Linked DNA regions of Mus musculus: region 2 is linked to region 1. A link is a loop called in an ENCODE intact Hi-C map of the cell type or tissue named here. Cell type or tissue: heart. All regions are shown on one strand. Links, peaks and the distances in the headings refer to the core of each region. The heading gives the core; the rest is flanking DNA. Region 1 overlaps Mef2c (myocyte enhancer factor 2C). Region 2 overlaps Mef2c (myocyte enhancer factor 2C).

Region 1 (8,342 bases), core at 102-8,101:
TCCACTTCAAGATGCCTTTCCAACCAACGCCTCAGCTGCTCCTATCAGTGAGGGTAGTGCGTTTTAAAAGTGGAAAACAGAGGCTTTCAAATACCTACTTTGTTAGTAGGAGGCTAAATATCAGATTCTGGAAGAGCCTTAATTCTTAGCGATTAGTGAACTCTCCCTGTGTCTGAATGAGTCAGCACTTGCCTGGAGGCACCATGGTTTCAGTGCCTGAGGACTGCCACTTTTGAAGATTCTCAGGAGCAGGAAGTGTGCAAGGCTTCAGGCCATGTGCTGAACTTGGTGAGGAGAGTAAACTTGAAGTAAGAAAGGCCATGGAGAGAGAGTATTCACTTAGAGTGGAGAAGACTGAAGAGCAAAATGTACGTGCAGTTTTTCCTCCTCCTGCCCGCCCGCCCTAGAAATTACAGCCTTGGTGCCTTGCCCCTTCTTCATCTGAGGACACACAGACACACAGAATCAAACCCAAACCAAAGAACTGGAAGAGTGAGTCACTCCAGCCAGCCTCTGCCAAACTCGTCAATTAAGTGCAGGATCAGTTATGCACTTTTCTTAGATCCTGAACTGGCTGTCTGAATCTCTTCCGGAGGGTGGAGGAGGGGGAGAAAATAATAATAATAATAACAAATGATGATAATAATAATAAATTTTAAAAACATATGATATGCAGATTTCTGATCAAGTTAAAGATTTGCTTTCTTCTTATAAAAATAAAAAGTTTGTAATATCCTTTTGGAGGTATATGAAACAATTAACTGGCAAGCTGCCTTTCCCACAGAAGTTAAATCAGTCAGCCTTCATGTGTTGATTTGTATGACTCACAGCTAGGCGTATCCTTTTATCTTCATATGAGCTGTTCTTTAAAAACATGCACACGCCTCGATTTCTCCCTGAGTTTTGTCATCTCTTGTGTTAACAGGGAATGGATACGGCAACCCCCGGAACTCACCAGGCCTGCTGGTCTCACCTGGTAACCTGAACAAGAATATACAAGCCAAATCTCCTCCCCCTATGAATCTAGGAATGAATAATCGTAAGCCAGATCTCCGCGTTCTTATCCCACCTGGCAGCAAGAACACGATGCCATCAGTGGTAATGCACAGCTCTGTTCTTAATACATGTTGATGATATCTTATCTGTATCTACTAATTGTCTAGATAGGAATTTCTTAGGACATCCCAGACGATTAACACTGACTGAGGATGTTTTAATCGTATTGATGGGGTTGTAGTCACTGATTTTGCATTTTCCTTTCCTATATTAAAAAATTCCAATAAACCCTTCTTCTGGATAGTCTTTCTAGAATAAGAAAAAACATTCCTTCGTAAGACTGTCCGTTTATACTTAGAAAAATAATTCTAACCCTGATCAAATCATATTCCATAGGAATTCCATACTTATGTGGGGTATTTCATGAGAGAATTTTTACATTATTGAGCTACTTATGTTCTCAGAATGCTGACTGACAGTGAAAAATACTTTCACTGATTCCTCAATGAGGTTTCTTACATTAATTGGGAATACTTTCTTACATATCACTTCTTTAATATCTAATATATCATATGCCTTTGCATTGTCTCAGTTAATCTTTGCCTATTGTAGTTTATGAAAATATCTAACTCTCAGAACCCAAGAAATTTTGAGAACCAATGTTACATTTTAAACCAAAATAAGTAGTAGAAGCTTTTAAGTGAAAATATAGACATATGAAATGTAAACTTAAGCATATATAAAATCTCATGCTGTATCATTTTCTTGCTCTGAGACTTGTGCATAAGATGAAAAGAATATTGTGGTATCAAGCCCAAAAACAAAGATAGGTAGTAGGTAGGTACAATGATAGAAGATAGATAGATAGATAGATAGATAGATAGATAGATAGATAGATCAATAGATGACAGAGTGTTCTCCAAATCAGCAAAACTTAACAATGAGAACATATATAGCAAAGACTTAGCAGATAGATTTAAATTACCCCACAAACATTTCCTTCTGTTTTGCTTTGTTTTAGAATTCTCTGTTCTGTGCCATGCCTAGGAGTGAAATAGTCCTGTGAACTGATTGTTTATTATATATTCATTTTGTGCATTTAGCTAAAATCAAATAACATGTGACATTTCCTTTAGAAAAGCCTGAGTCTAAGAAATAAAACCTCCCACAGTGATGCTGTGAGTGTGGGTCAGGCAGGGCACACAGTGTCTCTCATCACATTTATCCCATATCCCTTAAAACTGACACATTCCCATGGATCAGCCCCCCCTTTCTCTCTCTCTTCTCTCTCTTTCTCTCTCTCTCTCTCTCTCTCTCTCTCTCTCTCTCTCTCTCTCTCTCTCTCTCTCGCTCTCTCTCTCTCTCGCTCTCACTCTCGTCATGTATGACTCCCTTTTCCTCTAGCAAGTAGGGTTTAAAGTAGATTCCTATTATCTTTTTATCAAAGTATGGGGCACAACAGTAAACAGAGAGACAATGACCTGTGCTGCAAACAAGATAGACAGTCTTCAGGTTTGAGACAAGGAACACCTCACTAAGAGAAACAAAGAATGTCTTTGTTAAGGAGTTGTCTTTGGCATCCCGTGTGCCAAGCTGTTTAAACTGTTGCGTCTATCAGAAGATGCATCTCCTTTTGCTAGAAAGATTTTCACAGTTATAAATATTTACAGACACTAATTAATAAACTCCTTCCCTCCTTCCCCATGCTCTCAGTCTGAGGATGTGGATCTGCTGTTGGTAAGTGGGAAGGACTCGTCCCTTGAAGGGCATGCTCGGGAAGATAACAGAACTACCTCAGTGAAAGGTGCTAGCTGTGATCAAACAGAAAGATTTTAAAACTTACCTCAATAAATGAGGGTACTGATTATGCTTAAACACCATTAATTTCTAGGATCATTGACAGCCTGTGGAAAGCATAGCTGGTTTTTGTAGGCCTTTTTCCTCTGTCCCCACCTTTTACCTAAAGACCATGTTTTAAATATTAAGACTGAACTTACTCTAAAATAGAAACACAAAAATGCATCTTTAGCTATTAAATAGTAAGACACTTATTCTTTCAAAATTTAAAATACCAGGATTTTGAGCGTAAGCATCCTTTACCTCCTGGCTATTAGGAGTTAAATACTGGCATTAGCTACTTTGCCATCCTTTTGCAAGGAAGTCGAAGCAGAAGAAAGTGGTCATAGCGCCACCTGCTGGCCATAACATAGCCTGAATCATATCTATCAGCTCTGCTGTACATAGAACTGATCACAAAACCCACTATGGTTGATTTTAATTTTTTAATTTGCATTTGAATAAAACTGAAACAATAGCAGTACAGTATACATATTTCATCAGTTCTCAACGTAGTCTGTTTTTACCCATAATAAAGCTATGGTACTTGTTACTAGTTCAGTTGCCTAGGAGATACTGATGTAATGGGTTACTATGGCAACAGCTGGTCTCTTGAAGGATTGTAAATGATAGGGTTGGCAGAGTTCATAGAGACACATGTTAAATGATTAATTTCATGAGCTTTGTACCAACTTATTTCTTTATGTGAAAAACTAATAGTGAGACCTAATATTTTTAACTTTTTAAAATCTGCCACCAATAATGTCTTTTTATTTACTTTAAAAGAATCAAAGGATAAATAACTCCCAGTCGGCTCAGTCATTGGCTACCCCGGTGGTTTCCGTAGCAACTCCTACTTTACCAGGACAAGGAATGGGAGGATATCCATCAGCCATTTCAACAACATATGGTACTGGTGAGTAGCTTTGCTATGTGCAAATATTACAGTAAACACTTTAAAAAGCATATTTTAAAAGTTATTTTCTTTGCCCTGTTGGGAGCTCGTGTGGGGCCTGTGTCCAGAATGCATGGTACAAGCACCTCTGTCTTACTCAGTGATCTACAGTGCTCCTTTTTAAGTGATGGGAAGTTTTATTTACTCAAATCGAATTCAATATTTCAAAGAAACTGAGCTACTGTCTCTTTAATGTAGTAGAACACTCACTTTCTTGAAGATTTTTAATGTAAAACCTATTTCTAGATCATAAAATATATAGATCCTTTACACTTTTAAACAAAGCTAGTATAATGTGCTAACATTTCAGGATCTATTACTGTGGATCTAGTGTGACATCCTTACTCAGATGGATAATATTTTTTTTTTCTTTTTAAATTCAAATTATCCGTGGTGTTTTATTTTCTTCTTTTCCTAAATCAAAAAACTTTGATTCAAAGTATGTTTTAGAGGTTGAAACTGTGTGATTTTGCTTACCATTTGACAGTCTAATTGTCTCTCTCTCTCTCTCTCTCCTTGCCGCTCCTTCGCTCCCATCTAGAGTACTCTCTGAGTAGCGCAGATCTGTCATCTCTGTCTGGCTTCAACACTGCCAGTGCGCTCCACCTCGGCTCTGTAACTGGCTGGCAGCAGCAGCACCTACATAACATGCCGCCATCTGCCCTCAGTCAGTTGGGGTAAGCAATAGTTATGTCTTTATTTCATAATCAGAGACTGTATCTTTTACATGATAGAAGTCTGTCTTCAACAATGCGCTTTCATGTCCATTAAAGGGCATAACATTTGATTGCTGGGAAAGCCACTTTCTGATCACATATTTCAAGTAGCTTAAATATTCCTTCCCGTGTTTGTTGGTGAAGGGCGAGTGCTAACAGTTAGGCACATTCTTTATATATAGCCTTTCCTTAATACTCTAGGGTCTGTTTCCTCCTCCTTCTGTCAGTAGTGGAGGTTTGGGTGAGGTTTCTGAAGTTTTTATGGGAAATTGAAAGTATTTATAGTTTTTTTTTTTTTTTTTTTTTTTTTTTTTTTTTTTTTACATTTTTGAGCTGAGGTTCTCATTTAGTACAAACTACATGATTTCCTCTAATATGAGTCTACTGTACATAGAATCAAGTGTTGAATTTCTATTCGGGCGTTAAATGTGTGTAACATATATAATAGCATAGGTTGTCTAGTTATAGCCATTGTGTTAAAATATATGCACAAATACTAATTAGCACATGCAGTACTAATTACTGAATATTGGGCATAAAAATAACTTTTGTTGTTTTCTGGTCAAAGTATGTATCTTTCTGCCCCCTTGTGGTTGCTTTGAGGTATATCTTTGTCATAGATGACTTCTGTCGTTTATCTATAGAGCGGTTTTCAGAAATGCCCTGAATCTACAATTTGCACCCCTTCATATAAGAGTGATACCAGACACCTCACTTTAATTTGAACTAATAATTCCAGAACTCAGCTAATCCTCAAAAGAAAATGGAATATAACTACTTCAAGATAAATTATCATATTTTACCAACATCCTACGTGCTCTCCCCACTTTCAGTTTTCTACTAAGCCACTTTAGTTACCAATTAACTAACTAGTCTTGTATCTGTATGCCTAGGGAGGTAGTGATGCAAACAAGCATCACTAATCATTACTACAACTCGCTGTTCTTGCCCCTTTGTCTCCCCTCTCCCACTGAACATCATTTGGTATGGACAGAACATAGACCAGAGTTCTGAGATACCATTCAGCAGTCAGCACTTGCCACGGCCACCCCATTGACTACTCACTGCCATGGAAAACCTAGCCTTCTGTGTGTGCAATGAAGCAAATCCACATGGCATCATGGTTGTGCTTTCTTGAAAGAGTGTTGACATTGAAGATGTATCAAGGCTTTTAACATATTTTACATTTTACATTTTATACAATGAGTTTCTCTTTTTAAGACATTTAAACTTTCCCTCCAGTGCTAATTATGTAAGTAGATTCTGGCTGCAATAACTTTTTATTTTCTGGAAATTGCCACCAAGTTCGTAATACTATCCACAGGAGTTTACATACGTAGTCACAATATTATACTGACCTACTTCTTGTCAGTAAGAAAAGGAATTGTTCATTTCTCATTTTTCACAAAATTCATCTGTCATAGCACTAAATTCCATCCCCCTGAAAGACATTATCCATATCAAAAAGCCCTATAATCACACCATCCAGGTGGCTCAAGGGCTAACGCTGCTTGTCACCAAACCTCACTTAATAACTATGACAACCTACCTGACTTGGATTGCTGGGATCCACATGGTGGAAGGAGAGGATCGGTTACTATAGGTGTTCATGTACTTGCACTCACATACACAGAATAAACAAATTCACAATAAACATTTAAGTCCCACGCCATTTCATTAGAATGCCACTTTTCTTTTGCTTGTAACACCAGATCATTTTTAGTTATGAGGTTATACACATATCTGTTATTTTGACTATACCCACAATTTAAAAACCTATCACAAGCAGGAAACATAATTTCTACAAGGCTTAAATGAAAAGGGAGTGAGTGGAGACCCCGACTAGAAGAAACTAGAATTGAAGTAGCTGAGGACTCCATTCCTACCATTTCTTTCAGAGCCAACCATCGTGTGCATAGTTTGAGTTTAGTGTACGGTGTGCACTTGATCTTCATCACATCCCTACATCTCAGAAGGAAAGCACTGTTAACACCACCCACCTCTTCTGTCACCATACATGTTCTCCCTAGTTCTCTCTCACGGTGGCTTCTTGAAAGGTGTATTCAGACAAGCTGTCTCATCCCCTTACAAACTGTTTTGTAGAAAGCCCCCACGTTCTAATGTTTCTGTAAAATAAAGTACATAAACTGCTTTAGTTTATGAGAGAATGGATCAGTTACCGTGAAAGGGACTGAATATGTTTCTCAAGTCAAACCACCTCACGGACCTGCGCTGAGTGCCCGTCCTCTGGATAGGAACTGTAGTTTAAGCAAAGAAGGGGAGAGATGTTTAGCTCCACTAAAGTCGGTCCTCCCAGAAGCCTAAAATGGCTACTGTAATTCTCTCTCCAGATTGCAAGAGTAGAATAGAACTCTTCTTTGTCTGCGAAAGACAAGCGCACTTTGTCCTTTAAAAGCACTGCCTTCAAAGCTAGGCTTTCTAAACTATGTAGCATGCATTTTATCCGGTGAGTTTAGATGAGAAGCAATGTTAATTTTGTGTAGAAAGAGACATGCCTGGAGGGGAACTCGACATTTTAGAGGAACAACCCTTGACTTTTAGGTGGTTTTGTTTTGTTTTGTTTTGTTTTGTTTTGTTTTGTTTTGTTTTGTTTTGTTTTGTTTTGTTTTTATTGCTGTCTAGAAAAGGACAACCTGCTTTCTGGACAATATTTTCCAGAAAAGGGACATTTTCTTGTTGTTGATGACAGGACTCAATCCATACTGAGAATGGAGTTGGGGGTGGAGGAGGCATGGAATAAATGTTATTCTTAAAAGGTTAGTCTCAAGGACTGGTGGGGTCCCAAGCTAGTGCCTTATATAGTAAGTACCAGGCCAGCCAGGACTGCGTTGCCTGAGCAGGTGGTGTCTCAGCAACTAAAAGTGTTTACTAGTTAGGCAGAAACCTCAGCAGCCATGTCAGGTGCTTCACAAATGCCTGTAACTGTAGCTCTGGAGAATCTAACACCTTCTCCTGACCTCCTCAGGCACCTGCACACATATGCTCACACAGACATATACGCATATACACATAAATAAAAACAAATCGATCTTTTTTTAAAAAAAAAAAAGGATTGAATTGAGTGCTATATGCATACCTATCATCTCAGCACTTAGGAAGCTGAGACAGGAGGATTAAACGTTTGAGGCCAGACTGGTATATGTAATGAGCCTCTGCCTCACAGATAGGGAAAAGATAAGTCTAGTAAGAAAACCTGATTTGATTGGGGTGCAGAGTGAGAGGAACTTAAATAAAACTATTCACACTTTATCTCTGAGAAATTTGAAGGAAGGGTAAGTTTTCTCAGCTTAAAATCCTGTATAGTGGATTAGAAGTAGCTCAGAGGGCCTGACAAATTACCCGAGTGCCCGACCCCGCCCCTCCTCCTACCTCTTTCTCAGTCACTCACACCTGTAGTCTCACAATTATCTACGGCTATATTTTGTTCCCAAGAACAAGCTAGCATATGTTCAGTTAAGGAGTATTAAAGCTGCCTTCTGTTGGCAAGAAAGTACCTCTGATAGCAGAGATTAGCCAGTCTATGCTGCGGGCTGTAGTAAAGTGAAATGAAGTCGAGCTGGAGACACCATATAGAGTTCTGTGCTGCAGACTTAATTCCAACAGCTACCCAGCTCAGACTAAGCTTGTGTACATGTGTGCTGTCAAGTGAAATCCCACCACCAGTTAAGTGGTTTCAGACATGGAAAAGAGTTATCAACAAATTAATACTCTACCTTTTGTGGGGAGCAAGATGCAGCGAAACTCCTGCATGACCAGTGATATTGGGAACTGAAACAAATAGAAGGATAATTCATGTTTCTCATGACATTAAAGGCACA
Region 2 (8,342 bases), core at 129-8,128, 83 kb before region 1:
GTGTGATGATCCATAGTAGCTCTCGCTTTGTGCTAAATACAAACCAGCTTTACCTTCATGGGAAACCTTACACTGCCCTAACTGGTCCCAGCAAACGTGTAGCGGCAAGGGCTGGGTGCGTTTATAAGAACAAAGACGTGATAGAAGCCTGCATCATCTATATAGCCTGATATAGAAATCCTGAAATCTGTCGTGCCGTTGAGGAGTATGAGGCTTTTGACACATTTAGACCATTTGGAGTTTATTTTGGCTTGGAGAATGCAGGATGCCGTTTTAACTACAGTGGGGGGAAAATGTCCAAGGCAGACTATGGCATGGGTAACTGTGACAGGGAATCTGTGATTCCTTATGTTTGTCAAATTGTTTGTAATGCTGTGCAGTTGTCTGGAGGTATGTTGCTCCTAAATTCTCGAGTTGTGTAAATACAGTGATTTATTTAAAAGACAGTGGCAGGTTAAGCCCACTTATTAAATTAATTGCAAGGGTTTTCAAAATGAGCTCCATTTTAGCCTTATTATATTTCTGACATACATTTCATCTCCTTTTGTCCTTGGGGAAAGATACTAAAGTAGGACTAGAAACACTCACATAGAGTTTCCAGCAGCTGTGGTCACTGGGAAATTGATGTATTTCCCTAGTCATTTCTTCTCTTGCAGCCTGAAGCTCTTCTCTAGCTGGTACTTATGAGAAAGTCCTTAATTTGTATGACATGTTCCTTCATCTAATGCTTATTGTTAACAATGTAAGTGAGGTCTCCATGTTGTCTATATAGGGATGACATCGTTACTAACTTTACTCCATAACGTATACATGAAAGCCAACATACAAGTGTAGGCAATCCACATTCCTGGCACCACCATACACGGTACCATTCCTGTAGTATCATATGTAATGAGGCTATAACCATCTGTCTTTCAAATGCAAACATGTTTCCAGTTTCAGGTAGGAAACCAAAAGTCTAAGTGAGAGGTTTGATCATCAGGCTACAGTTACCTGAAGTACCCATTTCTTAATGCACAGACTCATTCAGCTTTCACTTCTGTGTGGATTATTTTTATTCTACCAACAAGATACTGTATACCATGGTAAAGGATTAACCTAGGTTACCAAGTTGTTTCTGTATAAGCAAAATGTGAGAAAAAAAAGTCCTTAGTACTAATTATTAAAAATAGCTAATAAATACCTAAGATGAGATATTCAAGCCTTGACAAAAAGTGTTCAGTTAACCAACTGGTAATTATTAGTCCCACTGTTTACCTGATTGATGCCAGGATAGATCCTGGCACTAGAGGCATTTGATTCCCCCCACCCCATGGTGAGTGCTATAAAGGAGAGGGACTTAGAGCTTTGAGAATTGTCTAGGGGAAGTGCTTCTGAGACAGAAGGAAGAAGTTGAGCACACAGAAGGGAGAAAACATTCCAGACAGAAGGAATTGCATATGCAAATGCCCTGTGGTAGGAAGAAGGACAATGGAGTAAGAATTTTTTAAGCAATTCTATTTGCTTTTTGCCTGTATAACACTAGGGTACTGAGACTTGAAGGTTATTCAGGATCTATCATATTGGTACTAAACTCAATCAATTGGGAAATGCTCTTCACAGCGGTATTTATCTAGAGAAAGGGACTAGCCCTTTTATGTTCTCAGGATGAGCCTCAGCTATGTGACTTAGAAGCCGAATGCACTCTATTCTGTAAAAATATATGATAAACTTAGAGAAAAATGAAAATGTGATTTTTCAAGACCAGGAAACTATTTCTCATCACACAGGCAAGCACTGCTAAGAATAATAATTGGGTTATTTCATTTGAAGCTCTTAAGGGAAAATAGGTATGTTCTGCTAGTTCTTTTTAACCAAAGCATAATTGCACGCCTCATATGTCTTTCAAACAAACCATAAAGTAGAAAGTTTAATGCATCTAAATGCAAGTAATGAGCAAAGCTTTCCCTTGAAAGGTAGTGAATAGCTGAATCACTTGACTCGGTGACAAACACAGGCATTCAGAGACAGGGCACATATCACTTTGGCCTTTGGCTGTACATGGGACTTTCATTTATTTAATAATACTATTTCTTGGGTGATACAGTATACCTAATTTGCAGGCTTGAGTTTAACAAAACAAGGTTTTCTGAGGATGCTCATGATGATGCAAATGTGAGCCAGAGGAAACATTATTTGCCAATCCAGATAAAAGAAATAATTCTCTCCTTGCAGATTGGCATTATACATTCTAATGCTTAAACCTCTTTGGGCTGTTTTTATTTAAGTGACTGTCCTGTGCTCATTGAAACAAAATACATGCCTTACAAAGGTAATTTTAGCAGCAGAGAATTAATTTCTTCCCACATCTTTTAATGTGGCATGGGAGTCTCAATCTACGATCAAAACATGTAACTGGAGGTTATGTTTAATTTCTAAATCAAAGTGTTGTGGGAAGACGATTGAAATTTGTGGAGGACTCAGACCTCGTTGCTATGTGGTTTTCTTCCAGAAACTTTAGGGTAGACTTCCATTACCATGTGAGAGGAGCCAAGCGTCGGTGACGAGATGAAAATAGTTTCACCATCGACTGAAAGTTTTCATTAGTTACTTTGATTTATAATTGAAATTTTAAGGAGCCCCAAGGGCCCCGATAACAAGAATTATTTCCTCACTACTCGATCTTTTCTTTGCAATGTGAGATGAAATATGTAATCGATGTATATGACTAACAAATATTTGTTTACTGCTGTCATGATTAAGTTCTCTCCCAGAAGTTATAATTCACTTGTTTTCTTTGTACAGAAATCTTCATTTGCTTCAGAAAGTAAATTCAGTATATATGGTGCCATTTTCTGGATAATGTAATTTTTGGTAAGGCATGGTAGATGATGAGGGAGCGGTTTCTGCTGTTTCACCCAAGTCCATTTCGGGTCTGTTTAATTTCTCATATTTACACCTTAAGGTGATCATAACAAACCATTAACCCAGAACCAGAATGGCCTTTTCTCAGGTGTTTGGAAGACAGAAATGAGAAAATGTGTGCCTCCCATCTGCCTTTTCCTCGCTGCCCTTTATCTGAACCAGCACTCCAGGGCCTGTGTGTGGGGTGTGCTGCCGAGCACACTCAGCCTGCTCTACTCAGAGAAGGAAGTGGAGAGTTTTGGTTCCCATTTTACACTTGTGGAGCAGTTTAGGGAAGGAAGCACCTTTACACCTTTTATTGTTCGCGGTTGCTGACATCATATCCTTCCCTGGCCAGTCTGTGCGTGTTTCCTGCCATTCTGTCAAGATTCTTCTGTTACTAGGAGGGATTTGCTGAAGGGAAGGAGGGCCAGAAAGAGTGGGAGGAGGAAGGGAGGGGAGGTGTGTGTCAATCAAACTCGCTTGTTTGTAAATGAGGGATCCCTCAGGAGAATGGTCTTTAGCTGTCCCCAAGACATTCTTCTCTGAGCAGGTCTCAGAACACTTTGCCTTCGTCTGTCTGTCGGCTTATGCCAAACTCAAAGTGAACAGAAGCCTGCCATACTGAAGTTCCCCTTTTAGTCAGCAGACTGACTTTAGTTTTTTATTTAAGTTGGCAAAGGAAGAAAAAGTGCAGACGACTCTAACTCCGTACAGTGTTCTTTTTCTTCCCTTCGTGTTCAAAGTTTTGATTGTTTACATGTAGCTGTCATTTTCCAAGAATGGTTCCTTCATGTGAGAACTGTAGTATCCAGACGAAGCCTGTGGTTGATTGTACATAATGAAAGTTCTCAGTCTGACTGAGCACTACTATATGTAGTTTAATTACTAATAATCTTTTCTTTCACATGCCTGCAAAACCACCGAATAGGTTACTACAGTAATAATAATCTCTTTCTCTAGCCCTCCTGAAAATAATACTTGAAACAAACCATAGAGTATAGTTTATGTATAAAAATTAGGTTAATAAATATTTATACTAAAAAGCAGAAATTAAGCAAAAGTTATGCACCGGTGGTGACCTTCCTAATTCTTTGCATTTTTCCTGATGGCCTTGAAATGTGAGGACACCATTGATCTGTTGCTATTCTATTTGTGTGGACTTTATACAAGTCTACATTTTATGAATTTCAGGAGGCAACACTTCAGTTACTGAATTGAGCATTGTCCTTGTGCGGAAAACAAAATAAAAGTCGAATTAGGTTTAAATTTCCATCTCTCTCCACTACCTGGCCATATTTCAAAGCGGAGACTATTTTCAATGATATTTCCAGGGATCATTTCATGTGTGTGTTCATATTTGCACATACATGCATGCTAATATATTTGCATATGTAGTTCTAAATTTTTTTTCCTCATTGTGTTTTAAGAATTAAAAAAACAAACACTTTCCTTGGCTTCTTCTAAGCACAGTGTCTGGTTTCAAAGTTCAAAAATGCCAGATGGTGATTGAAGGGGCTCCTTTGCTTTCAGAGGCCAGGAGCTCTTGTTCTCTAACGATACTCTTCTTCAGGGGTGTCTCCCTACTTGCTTTGTTACAAGTATTTTGAATCAAGGTCTGTAGACAGTGACCTCCTCCCTGCTGAGCCACTATGCTCTAATCTGTTCACCCTGACCTTCCACCCAAAGTGAGTAAGCGCTTAGGCAGGCATAGTCCGGTAAGCCGATAGTGCCACAGGTCTCAGCTAAGAGAAAGGAAGGGAAGATGCTCCCATATACTTTGACTTGAGATTCATGGATTGTTTTTGTTTGTTTGTTTGTTTGTTTTTTGTGGTGGAGAAAGCCTTCTTGTCTCATTGGGGTATTACAAATGCATGGGAAATACAAGTCTGGGCTGCTGCTTGCTTCTTGGGTAAGACTATAGTAAATGCAGAAAAGATTCCCACTTGTATGCTGTTTAAGACCATTTCTAAGACTAAATGGGTAGACTATTTAACAATGTTGGATACATCATGTGTGTGCTTTGCAAATTCTTTATCTATATGATCTTGGTGTCTTTATAGTAGTGTCTTTGCCTTGTGAGTGTCTTAGTGTGTGTTGTTCATATAACTTAAAAACTTTGAGACTGCTGCTAACATTGAAAACTGTGGCTGGAGTCGTAATCTTTGACAAGCACGTCGTAATCATGGTGAAACTCACACGTGGATGCCGTGAGGCCAAACTGAGCTGCAGTTTAGGAGAAGGACATTGGGTAAAGGAGAGTGGATAGTCTTAGTGATTAAGCAGTGCTTAATCCACCAGAACTAATTATATCATAATAACCTCTGCAATTAGACAATTACCTAAACTTATATTTTTAAAAATTTACTCAAGGTAACAAAGAATAAAGAAATTGAAAGTCAGCTGAAGGTCAGACCAAGTATCTAACAGCTTTTTCTGTTCCAAGAACCTTGAACTAGAGCCAAATAATCTATTAAGTAGTCAGGACAGTGGCTTAGCGTTACATAATACATGTGGGAATTTTTCAGGTCCACTGTCAGAGACTAACCCGAGTCAAGAGGGAAATTCTGAGCAGTGTGTGAAGTAGTTATATCCTCTGACATAAGAGAGACAAAATAATTGAAGCCGCTGCTTGCAAATGAAACAAGCCTGTGGAAGGCTTCCTACCTAGTTAAGTTCCAATTCATAGCAATTCACTTTCATTATGTGCAAATATTTTTAGATATAATTTTAAACAGAGTAAAATATAGACTTTTAATATTCTGTGCTCTATGGGTTTGCCATGTAATTGATAATCATTATTTTAATTTTAATTCATGACCTAGAGCTCTCTGGTATATAATATCAAGGTTCTGTAATTTTGTGTCTGACTCCCTAAGGAGATATGATATGTCTCTTTTAAACATTTAAATTTAGAGGGCTGTGGTCTATTATTAAAAAGCATATAGTTACAAATGAGATAATAACCTTAGCTTTTTTGCACCACGTATTTCTTACCAGTGACCGTCATTCGCGAGGATTGTTCTAATGAAGAGTTTAAGAGCTTCAGGAGGAAGTGCTCTCACTGCTAAGCGATGCTTAAACATAAGAGGAAACACCCCATATTACTTTTCCTGTGCTCCCTGGCAGTGATCTTCGTAAAATAAGATTAAAGGATTTAGTTTTAAATTAGTTGACATTTACATATATCAAAGAGCACTTCCATAATCGTCCATCTTATTTGCATAACTAGGGGCGTTATCACCTCTGCTGTCAAAACACGAGATTGTTTTCCATTCAGAAATGAATTAGATGCCCTACTTAGCATACACAGGTATATAAAGGTTCATTAACTCTCTGATTTGGGTAATTTTTCATAACAGAAGGGTGAAAATTGTCACCTAATTTCATTAAAACATATTAAGAAGCTCTTTACAAAAATACAGTTCATTTCAAGTGTTGGGTTTTAAAACACAGTTTTCATCATTTAAATGACTTCTTAAATTACTTATAAGTTATTTTAATTATAAAAGCAAAGTGCCCTGTGCAGTAAGCTCCAGTGTGCGATGTGCCATGTGCTCTGAGAAAGAGTTATTTTTACTCATTTTATTGTTTTGTGAAGTTTATTTCCCTGATGAACCTAGGAAACTGGCTTGCTGCGGAAGAATTGTTTAATGTTTCGTTTTTGTTCAGCAGGAACGAATGCAGGGATTTGGGAACTGAGCTGTGCGCGTGCTGAAGAAGGAAACGTGTTTGAAGGAAACAGGAAAGAGAAAGAAAAGGAAGGAAAAAATACATAATTTCAGGGACGAGAGAGAGAAGAAACACGGGGACTATGGGGAGAAAAAAGATTCAGATTACGAGGATAATGGATGAGCGTAACAGACAGGTGAGTGTGGCACATCCCTTCATATCTGTTCCACACATACGTTCAAGGCACTAAAATCATGCTGGACTCTGTGAGCTCAATGTATCCAGTTTAACTGTTGATTTTCATCTCTTTGGGACACAGCAGGGAAGAGAACTTTAACTGTTAGAAATATGTTTTAAAGATTCCTGATTCCTCACTTTCCACTGCCTCGAGACCTTTAAGTGGAAGCTGTATTTGTATGACATGAATAGCTTAATAATTAGGAGTTAATAAGCGTAGAATTGCTACACTGCACGCATCATCAAACAAAGATAGGCTTACATGCATGGGAACTGGGCCTTTTGTGGTCATCCACTTAAAAGTTTATAATATAGCTTAAATATCCTCTCTCTGAGAAGGGGCCAGCTTTCTTCTCATCACAAAGGAGAGTTTGAAGTAAAGCCAAACATTTCCAGACTCTCCTGACAACAGCAGAACTTTTACATGAGCTAGCAGTTGTGTAAAACATAGAGAGAAGAACTTCCTGTTAACATGTGTTTTCTCTTATTCCTGAATTTTATAAACCTGGTACTATCTTTTCTTTTCTACACCTCCAGTGATAATGTCTGTAAGACAGAACCAGTTTTGAAGACTTCAAATATCAAATGTTCCATCCTGTGCTATGAACCTCCATTATGCATTATGAGTTCCTACAGTCTGAGTCACTGTCTTTATTCTGGAAAGAGTAGTCTGGCTATGTGAGGGTGACTAGCAGGTTTAGACACATCTTTCTGTTGAATATCAGGTGTCGATCCTTAAAAGGAATCAGTCTACCTGGGTACACACAGTGGCATGCAGACAATGGAACCTGTTCCTTGGCCCTAAGAGAGGACAGACTCCCACTCTAACCTATTTATGGTCCAGAATATTAAATATAGCTTTGGAAATAGTTCCCCACACTCTAAGTCTCCAAAATAAAGACACTCACCTTCTATTTAGTCCCTGCTTACCCTTGTGTGACATGAGAATAGATTCCATTTAAAACACAAATGCTTTCACACTCATAAATTAGAATGAATAGGAATTGTTGTTTGTTTCATTATGTTTACTGATGGCTCTTTACAAAAAGCCAGTGAGCTTTTAAGAACTAAGATTTGCCTGGTTTTGTTTTTTAAGATTATACGTTTTCAGAAATGAGTGTATTTCACAGGACTTGAATTGCTTTGAGCTTAATTTTGAGTTAAAGGATGAAAAATATAAGATTCATGAGGGATTCCACTATTTTCATTCATGTATAGCTGGGATCTTAAATTAAGACTGAAATATTGAACATCACTTACATTGCCTATGGGGGCATTGCTGTTGGAAACAATCTTTTTGGGTTGGGGTATAAAAATAGATGAATTATCATTTCTAATTTAATATTAATCTATTTTTTAGCTTCGTGAGATTCATTATATCTTTTTTTTTACTTATAAAAACAGAAGAAAAACTATGGGGGTTGAATTGTGTGGACTTTGCTGTGCTTTTTAAGGAAACAAAGCATCTATAGAGATACAAGATTTGTCACATCATACTCTTGAGAGAGCAAGTTTAAAAGTTTGCATGTAGTTGTCTTGATCTATGCTTG

The links. Peaks named below come from ENCODE experiments on the same cell type or tissue, not always from the same donor. Only the 100,000 strongest peaks of a DNase experiment are listed, where the experiment ranks them.
Region 2: a loop joins it to region 1, with 2.5 times the contacts of the local background. A loop is called at or near these places in 2 of 42 quality-filtered maps.

What each region holds. Positions count from the first base shown.
Region 1 is chr13:83,651,889-83,660,230 of GRCm38, forward strand. It overlaps Mef2c (myocyte enhancer factor 2C), which reads left to right. Exons shown (of 11, transcript NM_001347575.1): 7 at 926-1,098; 8 at 2,710-2,733; 9 at 3,619-3,748; 10 at 4,329-4,464. Gm52044 (a long non-coding RNA gene) reads right to left here. Exons shown (of 3, transcript XR_003950630.1): 2 at 8,238-8,292; 3 at 1-6,629. Among named protein-coding and RNA genes, the nearest start is that of Gm52044, 6.2 kb to the right of the region's middle. In heart, for the core only: CTCF peaks have their summits at 3,201 (motif pointing left) and 5,084 (motif pointing left); a DNase peak (open chromatin) is centred at 3,183.
Region 2 is chr13:83,568,980-83,577,321 of GRCm38, forward strand. It overlaps Mef2c (myocyte enhancer factor 2C), which reads left to right. Exons shown (of 11, transcript NM_001347575.1): 2 at 6,559-6,751. The coding sequence starts at 6,698. Among named protein-coding and RNA genes, the nearest start is that of Mef2c, 48 kb to the left of the region's middle. RefSeq lists an enhancer at 2,888-3,506. In heart, for the core only: no CTCF peak of the experiment used is centred there; DNase peaks (open chromatin) are centred at 3,262 and 4,532; H3K4me3 peaks cover 681 bases; H3K27ac peaks cover 3,082 bases.